Regions from separate parts of the Homo sapiens genome. Here region 1 is linked to region 2. A link is an interaction called in ENCODE POLR2A ChIA-PET data of the cell type or tissue named here. Cell type or tissue: GM12878. All regions are shown on one strand. Links, peaks and the distances in the headings refer to the core of each region. The heading gives the core; the rest is flanking DNA.

Region 1 (9,055 bases), core at 418-8,417, 50 kb after region 2:
CTTTGGAAGTTGCATAAGACATACAGGTTAACTTGTAAAGAATATCTTTCCAGAATATGGGTTGCCAAATTTTTACTAGATTCATTTAGGGTATTTTTTGTGAGGATACTGTATTCTTGGGCATTTTGTTCTTTTTAATTCCTTTTATGAGTATACACTCTCTGATTGTCTTTTCTTATTTCGCACCCAGATTTTCTGCAGTAGCTCAGTGGAATATTTTGAGCTTAGTGTAAGATAGACCGTTTGTAAATAAATGTAAAGTATTGCATAGAAGAATTTATTTGTCTTAGACCCTTAAGCAGCCCCTATGCTCCCCCAGTGAAGTTGATTTAGATGTGTAGACAACCTTGAGGAAAGAGAAGGGCTCTTCAGCTGCTCTCCTGTCTCCAAGTTTATCTAAATCTAGGGTTCTGTGAAATGATTTAGTCTTCAGTGTGGATTTTGCTCTGTGGGATAGCCTCTGAGTGTAAATGCTTCCTGTCCTGAGACCTACTGGGTTTAATGCATTTGCTTCACCTTGTTGTGTACACTCACAGGTGGGAATATAAAAGGATTTTCAGTTCAAAGAACCAGATAAACAATTTTCAATTTAAAATGTTTAGTTCTTACATAACTTAGTTTTGTAAAGAGAAATACAAGTACTTTAGTTAATTGTTGAGTACATTGTCTTTTTTTTTTTTTAAACAAACAGGATCAATCACTGTTCTGGGAATGCTTTATCTGAATTTCTGATCCTTTATGCATCCTCAGCATTTAACACATAAAGTAGCCCTGTGTATAACTTTTTGAGGAACTGCCTGTTTTCCATTTTATATTACCATTTTGTATTACCATGAGCGATATTTGTGGGTTCCATTCTCTCCACATTCTTGCCAATGCTTCTAATTGTCTTTTTAATTATAGCCATGCTAGTCAATGTGAAGTGGTATCTCATTGTGGTTTTGATTTTAATTTCTCTAATGGCTAATGATGCTGATAATCGTTTCAGGTGCTTAATTGGTCATTTGTATATCTTCTTTGGAGATCCTTTGCTCATTTCTAAAGTTATTTGGTTTTTAAAAATTGTTGAATTGTGTTTTTTGTATATATTCTGGAGACCAGTGTCTTGTCAAATAGATGATTTTCAGATATTTTCTTCCATTCTGTGGATTGTATTCTCATTTTCTTGATTATTATTTACAGAAGTTTTAAATTTTGATATAGTCCAATTTATGTTTTTTTTTTGTTTCTTTTGCTTTTTGTGTCACAGCATAAGAAATCATTGCCTAACCCAAGTTCATGAAGAATTTACTCCTATGCTTTTTTCCAGGAGTTTCAATGCTTACATTTAAGTAGGGCTTTGATCGACTTTAAGTTAGTTTTCTGTATGGTGTGAGGTAGGAATCCAATTTTATTTTGCCTGTGGATAGTGGATATTCAGTTGTCCTTGTACCATATTTATTGTAAAGACCTTTTTTTCCCCATCATGTGTTTTACAATGTAAATTTAGTTGTGGAAACTTATTTGCAGCTTAAAATTTTTTCCGGTTGTATAGATTACATATTTTTCTTCTTTATGCTACTCTTTATTTTCCAGATATCTGCAGTAAAATTTTGGCAACAAAAATATATATGTATGTATGTGTATGTGTATATGTGCACACCAGAGTGCTAACAGTGATTATTTCTGAGGGATGGGATGGGTTGGGATGGAGGAAGGGAAGGGATTACTTTCATTTATTTTTTAATACTTTGAAATTTTATTATGAGCTTTTTTGGTGTAGTAAAAAATAGAAAAAGTTTTTGTCTCTCTGGATTATGCTAATTTACTTGAATTATTGTGGTGGCCTGTAAACCAGGACCAAAAGTATTTTTAAAAATTTTTGCCTTTTCCCTTCCCTCTCTCCTTTTTCTTTTCTTTTCTTTCCCTTCATTCCTTCCTCTTTTTTTAAGGACAGTATATTCTGAGAATGCTTTCAGTTCGTGGAGGGTTAGTTTCCAAAGTCAGGGTGCTGTTGTAGGAGAGGGACGGAAACTAACAATCAGTTAGTGCCTATTTTTGGTATTATGCTTTTATGTACGTAATAATCCTTCACATTTTTACAGTTAGGCAACAGGAGTACTAGACATAATGATTGACTTCCCGAGGTCACAAGGCTTAGTAATTGGTTAAAACAAGAAGTAGAGTCAGGTTCATATCACTCCAAAGGCTGGGTTTCCTCTGCTTCTTCGTGCTGAGTAGTACATAATAAGCAATTCATTGAATGCTTGAGTACACATGTGCACATTTAGATGGGTGAGTAGTGGCACAGGTGGAGGAAATCTGGTGGAGAAATTGATGTTAGAGAGAAATAATGGAAAATGAGTAACTTCACCTTGAGGGAACTAAAAATTTTGAATTCAGTGAGAGCAAGTATTTAATTATATTTGTCATGGTATTTAAAGCATGTTAGTCATTATATACTTTTTTTTTTTTTTTGGCCTATGAAAGATTTTAAACTTGGTTCCAAAATGTGGTCAAATGCCCTGTGAGGATGAGAAAATAATGTCAATACTATGAGTTCACTTTAATAAAGGCTAAGAGGTAAATAGACATTAGTAAATAGACATTGGTTTCCTGTGATGTCCTAGGTATTGTTTTAGATTATGGGGATAGAGCAGCAATGAAAGACTTCTGGTTTTCCATTTTTCTGCCTTCCTTTTTAATGAATTGGCACTAGTTTCTTCCTTAAAACTCAAGACTTCTTAGCAGATTAGAAATTTGTAATGGTAATAGTCTTGTGTCTGATGCCTTTAGGATTGATTCATAAGCCACTGGGGGTAGTTGAGTGAGAATAGGTTTAATGAATTCTATCACAGGATTCCTGGTTAGAGGTGAAATTTATGTGTGTCCTGTATGTATGTTACTTCATGACTTCTCCTAATATTGTGAACTGTACCTATGTTGATGGGTTACAGTGATGATCCTTTGACTCCAGTTCTTACTGTCAGGTGTGACCCTTGGATCAGGTGAGGAATACTATCTCATCTTTGTCTTGGACTTAATACTTTTAAAGTACTTTGAACCTTAGCCACGTATGTATTCACACAACTAGATGTGCTGTTGATTTACAGAACTGAAAGCCATTACAGGTGGAGTCTCTCTGATGTGAAATGTTTGGGACCAGAGGTGTTTTGGATTTTGGAATCTTTGCATTATACAGTTATCCTTCAGTATTCTTGGATGACTTGTTCCACGAACTTCCGTGGATACCAAATCTGACAGTGCTCAAATCCCTGATATAAGATGGGATAGTATTTGTGTATAACCTATGCACATCCTCCTGTATGCTTTGTCATCTCTAGATTACTTATAACACCTAATACAGTGTAAATGCTATGTAAATAGTTGTTACACTGTATTGCTTAGGGAATAATGAGAAGAAAAAGTCTGTACATATTCAGTACAGACATTGTTTTTTAAATATTTTTGCTGTTTGATTGATTGAATCCATGAATACAGAGGGTCAGCTGTACTTACCAGTTGAACATCCCAAATCTGGAAACCCAAAATGCTTCAATAAACATTACCTTTGAGTGTCATGTTGACACTCAGAAAGTTTCCTATTTTGGGAACTTTTTGGATCTTGGGTTTGGGATGCTGAACTTGTATTTGCATGTGTGGAAAGAGATCAGGAGTCAAGGCAGGAGTCAGGAAATGTGGCTTCTATTCTTGGCTAACTTGATGGTGTAGGGCAGATCACTTCACTAGCCTAAGCTGCAGTTTGCCACTGTTCACTCCTGAGGGTAGCTGGAGAGGCTTGAGAACAAATTTTAACACACTACATAGTGCAGACACCTTTTCATCTGAATTTTTCCTTTGAAGGATGAGTCATTCTTATGAAACAATTTTCTTTTTTTTTTTTTTTTGAGACAGAGTCTCGCTGTGTCGCCCAGACCTGAGTGCAGTGGCGTGATTTTGGCTCACTGCAAGCTCCACCTCCTGGGTTCACGCCATTCTCCTGCCTCAGCCTCCTGAGTAGCTGGGACTACAGGCGCCCGCCACCACGCCTGGCCAATTTTTTGTATTTTTTTTTAGTAGAGACGGGGTTTCACCATGATCTCGATCTCCTGACCTTGTGATCAGCCTGCCTTGGCCTCCCAAAGTGCTGGGATTACAGGCATGAGCTACCGCGCCCGGCGAAACAGTTTTCAAAACAGAAAGATGGAAGTGACATTATCAAATTAAGTGCACACTGAAAACTTTTATGACAATTGTATCGAGGGGGTACATGTATTTTTCAATAGATATTGATTGGCTGCTATAGTAAGGATTTTTGCTGGGCTGCGAGAATCATTTTCTAAGTTTGAGGATGCTAACTAAATCATACGTAAGTTGTATGTGATAAATATGGGGCAGAAATAGGTATGCACTCTAAAAGTAGTAATAGCTTCTGGTTTAAAGAAGTGGGAGATCATAACAAGTTGGAATATCTGGAAATATTTAAGAAAATGCTTTAGCATGAAGTATTATTTTGACTATCATTTCAGAGAATGAGGATGAATAGAGAATAAGTGAGTAGGGTAGAAAGGGACAAGGTAAGAGGGCCAAGAGGCAGAATTAAAATTAAGTCAGGGGAATAAGTGTGAATAGGAGTCTGGAAGAGATAAACAATTTTGGGGGGAAGGATTTGATGCTCTTAGTGCACTTGCTGTTTCTGTGTTATACTGTACTCCAGCTGTGCCCTACACTCACCCCAAAGAACAGCAGAAACATGTGTTCAAGAGAAGTGTTTTAATCTGGAAATAATTAGGGAATTACAATTTTTTTGAGGTTTAGCTGCTGTTTGTGGGATTCAGTTCCCAACCCTGAAAGTAAAAGTAACCATGAACATTTTGTTTTGTTTTTTAATTTATACACATTCCAGGAAATACTATTTTAGTATAAGTTGGTTCATAATGGCAGTTAAATTGCTCTTGTGTTTTGCCACCTTGGACAAAAGTGCTTTTGTCTTTCTGGTTTTCTTCTTTTGGTTTTATTTAATTTTGAACCCTGGGAAGAAGGATATGATGTAAATTTAATAAAATGAGTTTTCCTCCCTTTTTGTTTTTTCCTGAATCTTCATGGAACTTTTTTGGAAACGTGGAACCTAGGTGGGGTGGGTGACGAGAAAGGCCTGAGAAATGCCAGGAAGACATGAGGTTGGATTGGCCTTTGGGCATCCAGTCTACCTAATGTGTTTATGTCATGTATGTTACCGTTGAGGAAGTCAGTGCTGATTATGCCAAATTTCTACTTTTTCTGGATCATTTTACTCCTTAGCATTTGTAGGGGAAGACATTTATTTGAGCAGAAGAGGGTAACGATATGGTCCGTCTCTATATACTACTAAGAAGGATGATTATGGGTATGTGAACATGTGCATGCATATGTAAAATGAAACCTAATCCAAGCCTTGTGGTGAAAATACTCTGACAGGCTTCAGAGAAGTAAGAGTTTTGATCAAGGAAGGTACATCAACCTATATACCCTAGATTTTTTAAAGAATGTATAGATTAGGAATTCTCATTTTAAAATTAAGGTCTTTTTGTGACTTTTACCATGGATTATTATTTTCCCAAATACATGACCCTGTTTGATTAGCATATAGAGTTTTGACCCAGGGAGAGGATGCAGTGCCCAGCTTCTCAGTGGTTAACAGCTGTTCAGCCTAGTGCATATCAGAATTTATGTGGGTGTTGAATGATTTTTTTAAACTAGTGTAGGAACACTTGATACCTTCTCAGTAGTTATGTGCATGTTTCTGTAGTTTCCCAAGCTAATGGGAGAGATCTTCAAAATGATGAAATTTTATTGAAATCAAATAGATACATTAAGAAATGGAAATGCTGAATAGAGCCTAGTTTGCTCTACATGCTCTTTGGCAAATTGTTGGGTCACTGAGACATTTTAAGATAGCAATATAGGCCAGGTGCAGTGGCTCACACCTATAATCCAGCACTTTTGGGAGGCTGAGGCTTGAGCCCAGGAGGTTGAGACCAGCCTGGGCAACATAGCAGGCCCCTGTCGCTACCAAAAAAAAAAAAAAAAAAAAAAAAAAGCCAGGCATGGTGGGGCATGCCTGTAGTCCCAGCTACTTGGGAGGCTCGCTTGAGCCAGTAAAGTCAAGGCTGAAATGAGCCATGATTATGGCTCCGTACTCCAGTCTGGGCAACAGAGTTGAGACTCTGTCTCAAAAAAAAAAAAAAAAAAATGTATAGTTGAGGGGAAAAAAATCTGTCACCTTTAAAGTCTTGGTATAATTGAATCTTTTAGAATGTCTGCATCAAACCTGTGGATCCTTGGTTGTATCTCTCGTTAATCTGGGTAAGATGGAGAGATTTCTCATGGACTTGTGTTTGCCAACCTTCCATACTATGTTTTATGTTTTATTGTGAAATATTCAGAGAGACCAGTGCAGTGAACCTTCCCATGTGTGCATTGCCCAACTGTAACAGGCATCTACTCAGAGCTGTTCTTTTTTTTTTTATCTAGACCACCCCTTACTTGGACTATTTTGAAGCCAATTCTGTACAACATATTATTTCATCTGTAAATATTTCAGAATCTATTTCTAAAAGATAGGCTTTTTTTTTTCCCCAAGTTATTTCTCCCTGTGCTTCTTCAAAAAAGATTTGTAGTAGAGGCTGTATAGAGGGCACAAAAGAGTAGAAATTAAGCACAAGTGATACCGACTTCCAGAAGAGACTATCAGGTAGACCCAGACCCATAAGGGGACAGCAACGAGAATTCATTATTGGAAGATGTCATACTCCAACCCCTACTGGTCTCTACAAGATTTCCAGACCCCCCTACACTTTGAATACTAAAAGTACCTCAGGGTTTAGTTCTCAACATCCTCCTCTTTCCTATCTCTATTCTTCCGCCCCATCTTCTGCCCTTTTTTTTTTGGAGACCGAGTCTCACTCTGTTGCCCAGGCTGGAGTGCAGTGGCACCACCTTAGCTCACTGCAGCTTCCGCCTTCCAGATTGAAGTGATTCTCCTGCCTCAGCCTCCTGAGTAGCTGGGCTGACAGGTGCATGCCACCGTGCTCGATTAATTTTTGTATTTTTTTTTTGGTAGAGGTGGGGTTTCGCCATGTTGGCCAGGCTGGTCTTGAACTCCTGACCTCAAGTGATCCACCTGCCTCGGCCTCCCAAAGTGCTGGGATTACAGGCATGAGCCACCACACCTGGCCTCCTCGTCTTTTAAGTAACATTCATATAACAATAGTTCGTAATTTATATTTTCAGGTCAGCTCTATCTCCTTTCTGAAGTTCAGACTTTATCTGATTGTTAGTCTTGTAAATACATTATAAACGTTTAATGTGTTTATTTTTATTTATTTTTTATTTTTTGAGATGGAGTTTTGTTCTTGTTGCCCAGGCTGTAGTGCAGTGGCGCGACCTCAGCTCACTGCAACTTCCACCTCCAGGGTCCAAGCGATTCTCCCACCTCAGCCTCCCCAGTAGCTGGGATTACAGGCACCTGCCACCACGCTCAGCTAGTTTTGTATTTTTAGTAGAGACAAGGTTTCTCAATGTTGGTCAGGCTGGTCTCAAACTCCTGACCTCAGGTGATCCGCCTGCCTCAGCCTCCCAAAGTGCTGGGAGTACAGGCGTGAGCCACCACGCCAGGCCATTTAATGTGTTTGTAATGGGGCTCTTGATTCCTTCTGCTAAAACCCAGCTTATTCCACTGTACCCTTCCATCCCCATCCTTCCTCATGACAGTGTGCAGTAAGTCTAGAAGTCTTCATTCCTGTCTGGTCACTCCCATTCCTAGTCTTCTACAATACTCTCTAAAATATATCTTGGATCTGTTGATTTCACTCATCTCCACAGCCACCATCATCTCTCCTTGAACCAATATAGTAACCTAATAATTGATAATTGATATCCTTGTATTGACATTTTCCTCCAAAATCTGTTATTTTATATTGCAACTGAAGTGGTCATTTAAAAATGTATCATATCATTTCTTTGGTTAAAAAACTCCTTCATGAGTCGCGCCCCTACCCTCCACTTTCAGTTACCTGAAAGGTTTCCTTAAAATTTTTCGAATCAAACTTTTAACAACTATTTTGTAATAAAGATACCTTGTTATTGTCATTGAGCTTTTATAAATCTGGAGGCACTTTACTGAGCTGAAAACTATACAAAAGCACTAGGCTCTTGGGAGTAGAGAATAGGAAGATTGGATAGCAAATTTTCTTTCACTTATGTGGTTGCAAAATTACCTAGTCTATATCCGTATCTCCATGCCTTGACGTGTGCTTTTTCCTGCCTCATAGCTTTTTTCATAGTATGTTGTCATTTTTTCCTTTCTAGTTGGAGTGAAGAATCGTTTACCACCTGTCTTCTGAGAGTTGCTTTAAAGTGCTAATTTCTGGTTATGTTTCATGGTAAAATCATTGCAGCTAAGGTGGTATGATAGAATGAAAAGAACGATGCCCTTGGGTGGGGAAGTCTGGGCGTGTGCTTGGTATCGTTCCCTCAGAACACTCAGTGGTCCTGGTTTCAGTAAGGGTTTGGGATCACATACAACTTGGATTTGAATGTTAATTTTGCCCATTAAAAATTGAGCCGCCTTTGACAAATTACTCCATCCATCTCACACCTGAACCTCAGTTTTTCTTCTGTTAATTGGGGCCCAGCTGGGCTGTTGTGAGGACCTGATGTTAAAAATGTAAAAAGTGGTCACCCTGGTACTTGGCATATAATGGACCCTAAACAAACAGTCTCCATGATTGTGGTTTTGAGCAGGTTATTTTATCTCTTCAGGTTTCCATCTGCTTACTTTTGTTTTTTTCGAGACACGGTCTTGCTGTGTCGCCCAAGCTGGAAGTCCAGTGGTATGATGATGGCTCACTGCAGCCTCGACCTCCCAGGCTCAAGTGATCCTTCTGCCTCAGCCTCCCGAGCAGCTAGGACTATAGGCACATGCCACCATGCCTAGCTAATTCTTGTATTCTTTTCAGAGACAGGGTCTAACTATATTACGTGGTCTCAAACTCCTGGACTCAAGTGGTTCTCCCACCTCGGCCTCCCAAAATGT
Region 2 (9,055 bases), core at 404-8,403:
TTGTTTTGGGGTGTGTGTTTATATTTTTAAATTGCAGCTCAGAGGAACCTTTCCTTTTCGCTTTGGAGAGATCAAAACGTTTTACTTGTTTTAGTTTTAGAGTCGGAGAACATTTTAAAATAAACGATAAAATTACATAATCTTTGCCTTGCATAATCATGATATAGTTATAGATTGCTACTGAACTTCATTTTGAAAGTCCTTTCAAGTATGGAAACTAGTACGTTAGAATATGTTTTCCATTTGTCAGGATGGTCTGTAATTTCTGTTTTCTCTGCTTTTTGGGTCAGTTAAAGGACCACTATTTACAAAGGCTTAAGTGGGTGTGTTTTCCCTTTCCCCTTTCCTATAGGCTCTACTTGGTTCCTTTTCTAGCATGCTGTCTGACCAATTTAGAAAATTTCAATTGTCTACAGGCGTTGTCAGTTAAAACTATTTTTTTAACCTATCAACAGTGAATACTTTTGAGTAGTAATTGTTTTGTGCCTAATGCTAAGTGTATTTATTAGCATTTCGGTGTTGATCTAGAAAATTTTTACTTTTAATCCTGTAGTTTTAGAAGTATGTTATTCCTTTATCTGTTTCTTTATATCAGTTTTTCCCATAATTGGGTAAACTCCTATTTTATAAAATACGAAGTACATTTCTGGTTTTTTCTACATAGGTTACTAGACATTTTTTCAATTTGAAAAAACATTTTGAATTAAGAAACTTTTTTTTTAAAGTAAATACGAAATGTGGTTCTTGAGTATGCATTGATCCTGATTTACCATGTACATTGTCAATGGTTTGGACCATTTTCTTTGCTAACAGTTACATCATGTCATGTGATATGTGCAGTGTGATGTGTAGTTCTAAAAATAAGGCAAGGTAAAAATGCTCATCCCTTGGGAATTTAAAAAATGTATTATAAATGTGGAATAACTACCTTCAGTCATGAAATTCTGAATTGGATTTCCACTAGGTTTATGCAACAAAGTGTGCCGTTCCTTCGACCTTTAGCATATTTGGTGTATTTGTTAGTACCTCATAATTTGAGGTGATTGACTTTTTATTTTTTGAACTACTTGGAGGGAAACATTAAATGTTACAAAGGTTCTTAATGTCTATATTATGGTGAAGATGGTTGTCACTGATGGCCACCTCATTTGAGTATATACCAGTGTCTGTGATTGTGACCAGTTAAAAGAATGATCAGTTAAGAATTATTAGAGCCTTTATGGTAGGGTGGGATTTTCGGTCTTTCCATCTATATGAGTCCACTGAAGTGAAGTATTTTAGAAGTTTTCTTGCATCTTTTCTGAAAGCCACGTTCAGAACATTCGTATTTGACTTTGGTGCTTTACCAACGTGAGATGTTAAATTTTTGTCTGATTTTCTTTCTTCCTGCCTACACATGTTATTTCTCTGGTTAAACCTGCAGAGCACTCTTTGTTACGTGAGTGTTTCCTGTTGAGGAAAATTCTGGAAGTTAGAAAATGAGTAGGCCTTAGTTCACTTGTGAACTCATATCAAGGTGAGAAGAAAGTGAAGTAACTATACTAAACTTTTTTCTTCACTGTCACTAAGGCTACTCTTCCATCTCTAGTAATGCTACATTGTAACCAGTGTCTCTGCGTCTTCTGTAGAGGATTGAGTTGACCACAGGTTTTAATTGCATTTTAAAGTGAATAAGAAGTTTTAGGTTTGTTCTGTTCGTTATGACCTGATTTGTGTACTCTGTAAACATAGGGGTGTTGTGGTTGTTTGAGAAGGTATTTTAGTATTGAGAGGTTCTGATTAGGCCCCTTTGCGAGTAAAGCTTAGTTACCTTGTTATATCAGGCAAGCAATTTTTTTTTTTTTTTTTTTTGAGGCAGGGTCTCGTTCTGTCGCCCATGCTGGAGTGCAGTGGTGCTATCTCAGCTCATTGCAGTCTCCGCCTCCCAGGTTCAAGCGATTCTCGTGCCTCAGCCGCCTGGGTAGCAGGGACTACAGGCATGTGCCATTGGGACTACAGGCGTGTGCCACCATGCCCAGCTAAGTTTTGTATTTTTAGTAGAGACGGGGGTTTCACCATGTTGGCCAGGCTGGTCTCGAACTCCTGACCTCAAGTGATCCACCTGCCTCGGCCTCCCAGAAGTGCCGGAATTACAGGCATGAACCACTACGCTTAGCCTAGACAAGCAATTTTTAAAATGTGCTATAAAACACCAAACTAATCCACACTGGATTTTCTAAACATAGTAAACGCCATGTTTAAAGAGTAATGCGTATTCCTTTTATGTTTTTTCAGCTTGTGGGGAGATGGGTAGGGGCTATTTTTTTCTTCTTGGTGAGTCCATTAAGACACAGAAATAAGCGACTTTCTTGCTAGATAGATGTATATAGTTTTATTGTCCCTCTCCACCCCCCAACAAAGGACCTCTCCGTTCCATTCCTTGAGTTTAGAGGGGAGGGACTAGGGTAAACTGAATAAGTGGTTGTCTGTTGATTGCCCCAGAGTAAATCTTATTGAGTGGTTTAGAGATTTTGTTTCTTTTTCATTTTAGAGACGAGGTCTCGGGGTCTCGCTGTGATTCCCAGGTTGGCGTGCACAGATGTAATCATTGTGCGCTACAGTTTAGAGTGCCTGAACTCCGGGGCTCAAGTGATCTTCCTGCCTTAGCCTCCTGAGTAGGTTGAGCAACGGGAGCATATAACCTTGCTTGTCTTTTTTTTTTTTTTTTTTTTTTTTTTTTTTTTTTTGAGACAATCTTTGCTCTGTTGCCCAGGCTGGAGTGCAGTGGCGCGATCTTGGCTCACTGCAACCTCCACCCCTAGGGTTCTAGCGATTCTCCTACCTCAGCCTCCTGCGTAGCTGGCATTACAGGTGCCCACCACCACGCCTGGCTAATTTTTTTCTATTTTTAGTATAGATGGGGTTTTGCCATGTTGGCCAGGCTGGTGTTGAACTCCGGACCTCAGGTGATCCACCCACCTCAGCCTCCCAAAGTGCTAGGATTATAAGCGTGAGCCACCGGGCCTGGCCCCTTGCTTGTCTTATTTAGAGTTTTAAAGCAGCTTTCGTTGTACTCTTTCTTCATTTTAAATGTTCCTGCCTTGAGTGATTTGATTAGTCTATGTCTTGGGAAGCGTATTTTACCTTAGTGCCTCTTTACTTACTTACCTTAAGAAAGGAGTACAGGGCAGGTTCTTAAGTAAAATGGCCCCAGACACCTGGCTTGCCTACTGTGTCAGTGCAAAGAACACTTGGATCATGTCTTTTTCCTAAAATTGGACTTCATAACTGTTTCTTGGAAGTCTGTTTTAAGACTTTTTTAGTTCTCATGTTGCTTCTGAAGATGTATGTTTAAATTACAGTTTCTATGCTGATAAGTTGCGTATATACCTCTGGGCATACTAAAAGTTGTGCAGAACAATAGTTTATATGACAAGATAAGTTTCCCTCATCAGTACTTCCCATTCCCTGAAATGTGAGATCAAAACTCAGTTGAACCACACTATGGCTGTAGAAGACAGTATGAATTAGAAAAGACAAATATCCACTGTACTAGAGTTCACCAGCGTTTGAAGGCTATCAGAAGATATAGGAGGTAAGTGATATCCTTGGGTGTCACTTGCAGATTGAGGGGAGGATTGTGGGTCATAGGAGATGACTAGTATGGCAGGGGGTAACTATTATTATTTGTTTCTTTTTTAAGCCATGTGCCTTTTAGGATGTAGAACAAAATACATAGGAGAAAATAAGCCAAAAGGTGTGATTTACCAAAATACTTGGACTCCAAAAAGAGCTGCAATATATATTTTTTTTTATTAAGCATTTTCTTGTCTTTGGTAGAATAAAGGTAAAGCTAAAATAGAGTGCGGAAACTGACTTGACCAAAGTAGAAAACACAGCTCATGTTTATGAATCAAAAACAAATGAGTTTGGGCAGTCTGAAAGAAAAAAATCAAACATTTTATATGAAGATTTTAAACCTTTATGCAAAGAGTCCCTTTAAGGTGGAAGAGACCTTTTAAATAGAGTAGACCTTCCCCATTTAGTAGCACAATGCGGCAAAATAGTTGTTTAATAAATGTTACTTTCTGCAAGCCTTGCTTTTCCAAGATTTTAAGCTGCTTCCACAGTGTTAACATTTGAAAGCCCTCTACCAGGAAATTATTTAGCTGTGTATTTTATTGTTGCTGACTGTGAACTTACCCTTTTTTTTCCTGGCTGTAATTTTTTTAGAATTAAAGTTTCTTTCCAAGATTTTGAGGGTCAGGAAATGCAAAGTGGAGGTAGATTGAGTGCAGTTTTATCTAAATGTTATTTTAAAAACTCTGGTTCTTGTAACCTGAACCAGGAATCCAAAATGAGATCTTACTCTGAATTTTAATTACAGCAGATTCTGCTCTTATTTGGAAAAAGTTGCTTGAGTGACATCAAACTTAATGGAGTCCCTCACCTTTTAATTCCTTTTTAAAAAGGGGAGAGCTTAAGGTTAGACTTGGTTAAATTCAGTTGGAAGGTAAGTATTAGGGAATAAAAAAGAGGAATAACAATTTTGTTGTTAGGATGTTAAACCAAAAATTGCTAAGAACTCATATCTAGACTTTCCTCTTGCTGCTTGTTATTTGGCCTTTGTGACTGTTTGTTAGCACCTCCACCAGAGGGTGTGAAGGGAAAGAGGCTCAAAGCTAAGTACTGTAGCTAGTTTCTGGTTTCTAGTATAGGAGAGACACTTCATAGAAATACCAGCCTGGGCTGGGTGTGGTGGCTCATGCCTGTAATCCCAGCACCTTGGGAGGCCGAGGCGGATCACCTGAGGTCAGGAGTTTGAGACCAGCCTGGCTTAACATGGTGAAACCCTGTCTCTACTAAAAAAAAAAACAGCAAAAATTAGCTGGACATGGTGGCGCATGCCTGTAGTCCCAGCTACTCAAGAGGCTGAGGCAGGAGAATTGCTTGAACCTGGAGGCGGAGGTTGTAGTGAGCCGAGATCGCACCACTGCACTCCAGCCTGGGCGACAGAGAGAGACTTCGTCTCAAAAAAAAGAAAAAAGAAATACCAGTCTGATAAGTTGAACTGTCAGGAAAGTTTCATTAAACTCTCCATATGTTACCATGGAGAACTGAAGCTCTTTGAAGACCTTAAGCATGTCTCCAAAAAATTGGACTGTATTTTTTTGCACTTAGTGATTTACTCCTTACCCCTTGCCTCCCAAGAGAATGAAAAATGGATATTAGTATTGACTTAACATTTTATTGGCATTGGAAAAATGTACTTTTAAAAGTCATTAATTGACTTTTCTCTAAAGGTATAAGGTAGGTTTCAGTGGGAACTCAGGAATTTGGCCATGGACCCTCCCAGAATAACCTGTTTCCTTTAGAATTCTTTTTTTTTTTTTTTGAGACACAGTCTCGCTCTGTGCCCCAGGCTGGAGGTGCAGTGGCGGGATCTCAGCTCACTGCAAGCTCTGCCTCCTGGGTTCATGCCATTCTCCTGCCTCAGCCTCCCGAGTAGCTGGAACTACAGGTGCCCGCCATCATGCTCAGCTAATTTTTTTTTTTTTTTGCATTTTAGTAGAGACGGGGTTTCACTGTGTTAGCCAGGATGGTCTCGATCTCCTGACCTTGTGATCCACCCGTCTCGGCCTCCCAAAGTGCTGGTATTACAGGCATGAGCCACCGCGCCCGGCCTCCTTTAGAATTCTTAAAATCTTCCAGAAGTCGCTGATTTTAGGATTGTTCAGGAGCACTTACACCAACCATTAGGGCTTGTTGGAAAGAGATATGATAAAAAGTATGATTTTTTTTTCCTCTGTCTTTTGTCAGCTAAAGAGTGGTAGGAAATTTGAATTCAGTGCTAGCATAGAAGTAGGATTAACACCATTAATAGTTTGATATATAGACATCCTTCAGAAAAAAAAGTTTTCTTGAGATGGTATCTTGCTATGTTGTCTAGGCTGGTCTTGAATTCCTGGGCTCAAGCAGTCCTCCCACCTTGACTTCTAGAGTAGCTGGTATTACAGGCATGAGCCATGGGGCCTAGCCTATCCGTGTGTGTGTGTGTGTGTGTGTGTGTGTGTGTGTGTGTGTGTATATATGTGTGTGTATATATATGTGTATATATATATGTTTAATGGGATCATACTTGTTATATGGCTTGATCTTTTTAATTAGGGTTTTTTTTTTGTATTCCAGTTCTTCAGTGAAAGCATTGTGTATACATCTTTGAGTACCTATGAGAATATTTCTGTTGAATAGATTTCTAGAAGTGCAGTTGCTGGGTAAAAGTTTGAGCAATTACATTTGTGATTTTGATGGCTATTACCTTTATAATGCTGTGTAACCACATTTAATAATAGCTTAAAAAGTGTAGTTAAAAAGTTTCCTAGTCTGGGTACAGGTGCTTGGTCAAGTAAATAACTGGAACTTGTAGTGGGTGAAGCCTATCCTAGGTTCAGTTGATGCCTCTTCTTGTTAGGTGGTTGATCACTTCAGACATCCCCATTAACGTCCTAATGGATCTTCATCTGATGGGTTTAGCATAGAATGCTCAGGTTGCTTAACGTGTGTTGGTCTGCTGTCTGCCAGGCATTGTGCTGCTTGTAGGGGACAGAGATAAAACAAGCTATAACCCTCCTTTTTTAAGAAGTACATAGTTGGCCAGGCGTGGCGGCTCATGCCTGTAATCTCAGCACTTTGGGAGGCCGAGGCTGGCGAATCACGAGGTCAGGCCAGGCCAACATGGTGGAACCCTGTCTCTACTAAAAAAGACAAAAAATTAGCTAGATGTGGTGGCGGGTGCCTGTAATCCCAGCTACTCAGGAGGCTGAGGCAGGAGAAACGCTTGAACTCAGGAGGTGGAGGTTGCAGTGAGCCAATATTGTGCCGCTGCACTCCAGCCCGGGTGACAATGAGAGGCTCTGTTTCAAAAAAAAAAAAAAAAAAAAGTACATACTCTGGGGAAGAAAGAGACAAGACAAAATTGTGAGTTTATATTGTACCATGAGCAATAGCCAGGGTGTCATGGGGGTGCAGGTAAGAGCCTAGAGGGAGGGACCCCACCTCAACCTGGGAGTAATGGGGAATACTTGAAAGAGCATGTAACCTTGAGCTGAACCGTGAAAGAGTAGCATGAGTAAAGGTGCAGGGGCATAGAAGAGCCAGGAAACATATGTTTCAGGTGGCTGCAGTGAGGACAGGCTGGAGATGAGGTCTAATGTAAAAAGGGGACAGATAATGGTGTGTGGGGAATTTGGACTCATCCTTACTCTAGAGTCAGTGAAAGATTTTAAATGGTTAGATTTAGGTTTACCCCCTCCTTTCCTTTTTTCTTCCCTTTCTAATAATCATTTTGGTAGTGGACGCTAGATTAGAGGCTTGCTGAGACAGGAAGAAGGAAGAATAGTTGGGAGATTATTACTGCCTGAATTACTATAGTACATAATGAGGTTCTGCACTAGGGCATTGGCACCAAGGATGGAATGAATGTGCCTGTCATTCTGTGTGTTGCCAACCCTCACCCTCTGTGCACCACCTCACCTTTCAAAATTCAGTCAGTATGTCATCTTTTCTAGAAGCCTTCCTTGACCCCTTCAGGTGAAATACAGTACTTTATCAAGCTAGGCTACCTTCACACCTAATTTATATTTTACTATCTTGTATCTGGCATTTAGTAGATGTTTAAATTAAATATTTATGGTAAAAAGTAAGTTGGTGATTTGAGGTCATGATTAACTCAAATAGACAATGTTGAGGAGCAGGAGGAAGTTTTGGATTTGGTGTTGGGGCAGGGAATGGGTTTTGAATATGGGATGCTTGAAGTAGTTGTATAGGCAATGCTGAATTCTACTCATTTCTTTCTTTTTGTTTTTTTGGAGACAGTCTCATTCTGTCGCCTACGCTGGAGTGCAGTGGTGCCATCTCAGCTCACTGCAGCCGCTGCCTCCCAGATTCAGGTGATTCTTGTACCTCAGCCTTCTGAATAGCTGGGATTACAGGCAAAGACGGGGTTTCGCTGTGTTGGCCAGGCTGGTCTCAAACTCCTGACCTCAAGTGATCTTCCTGCCTTGGCCTCCCAAAGTGCTGGAATTACAGGCGTGAGCCACCTCTCCCGGCCCTACTCCTTCCCTTCCTTCCCTCCCTCCTTCCTTCTTTCCCTCCTTTTCTTCTCTCACCTCCTCTCCCCTCTCCCCTGTCTCCTCTCTCCTCTCTCCTCTCTCCTCCCCTCTCCTCTTTTCCTTCTTTTGAGACAGAATCTTGCTCTGTAACCCAGGCTGGAGTGCAGTGGCGTGATAACAGCTCACTGCGACCTCCACCCGCCAGGCTCAAGTGACCCTCCCACTATGCCCAGCTAATTATTATTTTTTTAGAGACTGGGTCTCAGTGTGTTGTCTAGGCTAGTCTCAAACTCCTCCTGGGCTCAGGCGATCCTCCTGCCTTGGCCTCCCAAGGTGCTGGGCTTATAAGTGTGAGCTACCATGGTAGGCCATCATTTAAAAAAAAAAAATTAGTGTTTTTGTTTGGGTGGCTTTTTTAGATGGGGGCTATGTTGCCTAGGCTGGCCTTGAACTCCTTGCCTGAAGCCATCCTCCTGCCTCCTGAGTAACTGGAAATACAGGCGCCTGCCACTGCACCCAGCTCCTACTCATTCTTTAGGTTTCAGCCTGGATGTTCTTTTTTCTGAAAAGCATTTTCTGACTCCGCCTACTTCTCAGCCTGTATGAGGATTGCCTCCATCCCCCAAATCACACAGTAGTGTCTCTCTTTACTGCTGCTTGTCATCCTTGTATGTACTTACTGTGGTGCTTTGAATACTCTAGGCATTTTAATATTTATTGGAGATACTCAGTAGGTAGTTGGTGTTCTTTGACTGACTTTCCTCTAAAGACTAAAATTCAGAATTTACTGTCAGGCAGTTAAGACCGTTTCAGTTTAAGCCTTAAACTATCTAGTGTAGTAGTTAAAAGCATCGGCTTTAGCATTATGGATCCTGCCCCTGCAACTTCATAGTTGTGTGATCATGGGCAAATTACTTAACTTCTTTGAGCATCTATAAAATGAGGACAGTAGTACTTACCTTACA

The links. ChIA-PET counts read pairs that join two places held together with the same protein. Peaks named below come from ENCODE experiments on the same cell type or tissue, not always from the same donor. Only the 100,000 strongest peaks of a DNase experiment are listed, where the experiment ranks them.
Region 1: POLR2A ChIA-PET joins it to region 2 with 10 read pairs; 23 of 35 experiments call an interaction of 5 or more read pairs at or near these places.

Annotation. Positions count from the first base shown.
Region 1 is chr17:46,132,699-46,141,753 of GRCh38, reverse strand. All of the region lies in intron 2 of KANSL1 (KAT8 regulatory NSL complex subunit 1), which reads left to right. Among named protein-coding and RNA genes, the nearest start is that of KANSL1, 56 kb to the left of the region's middle. In GM12878, for the core only: no CTCF peak of the experiment used is centred there; no DNase peak of the experiment used is centred there; H3K4me3 peaks cover 726 bases; H3K27ac peaks cover 2,474 bases.
Region 2 is chr17:46,182,703-46,191,757 of GRCh38, reverse strand. The region is part of intron 1 of KANSL1 (KAT8 regulatory NSL complex subunit 1); the gene reads left to right. Among named protein-coding and RNA genes, the nearest start is that of KANSL1, 6.2 kb to the left of the region's middle. In GM12878, for the core only: no CTCF peak of the experiment used is centred there; a DNase peak (open chromatin) is centred at 4,620; H3K4me3 peaks cover 3,920 bases; H3K27ac peaks cover 1,682 bases.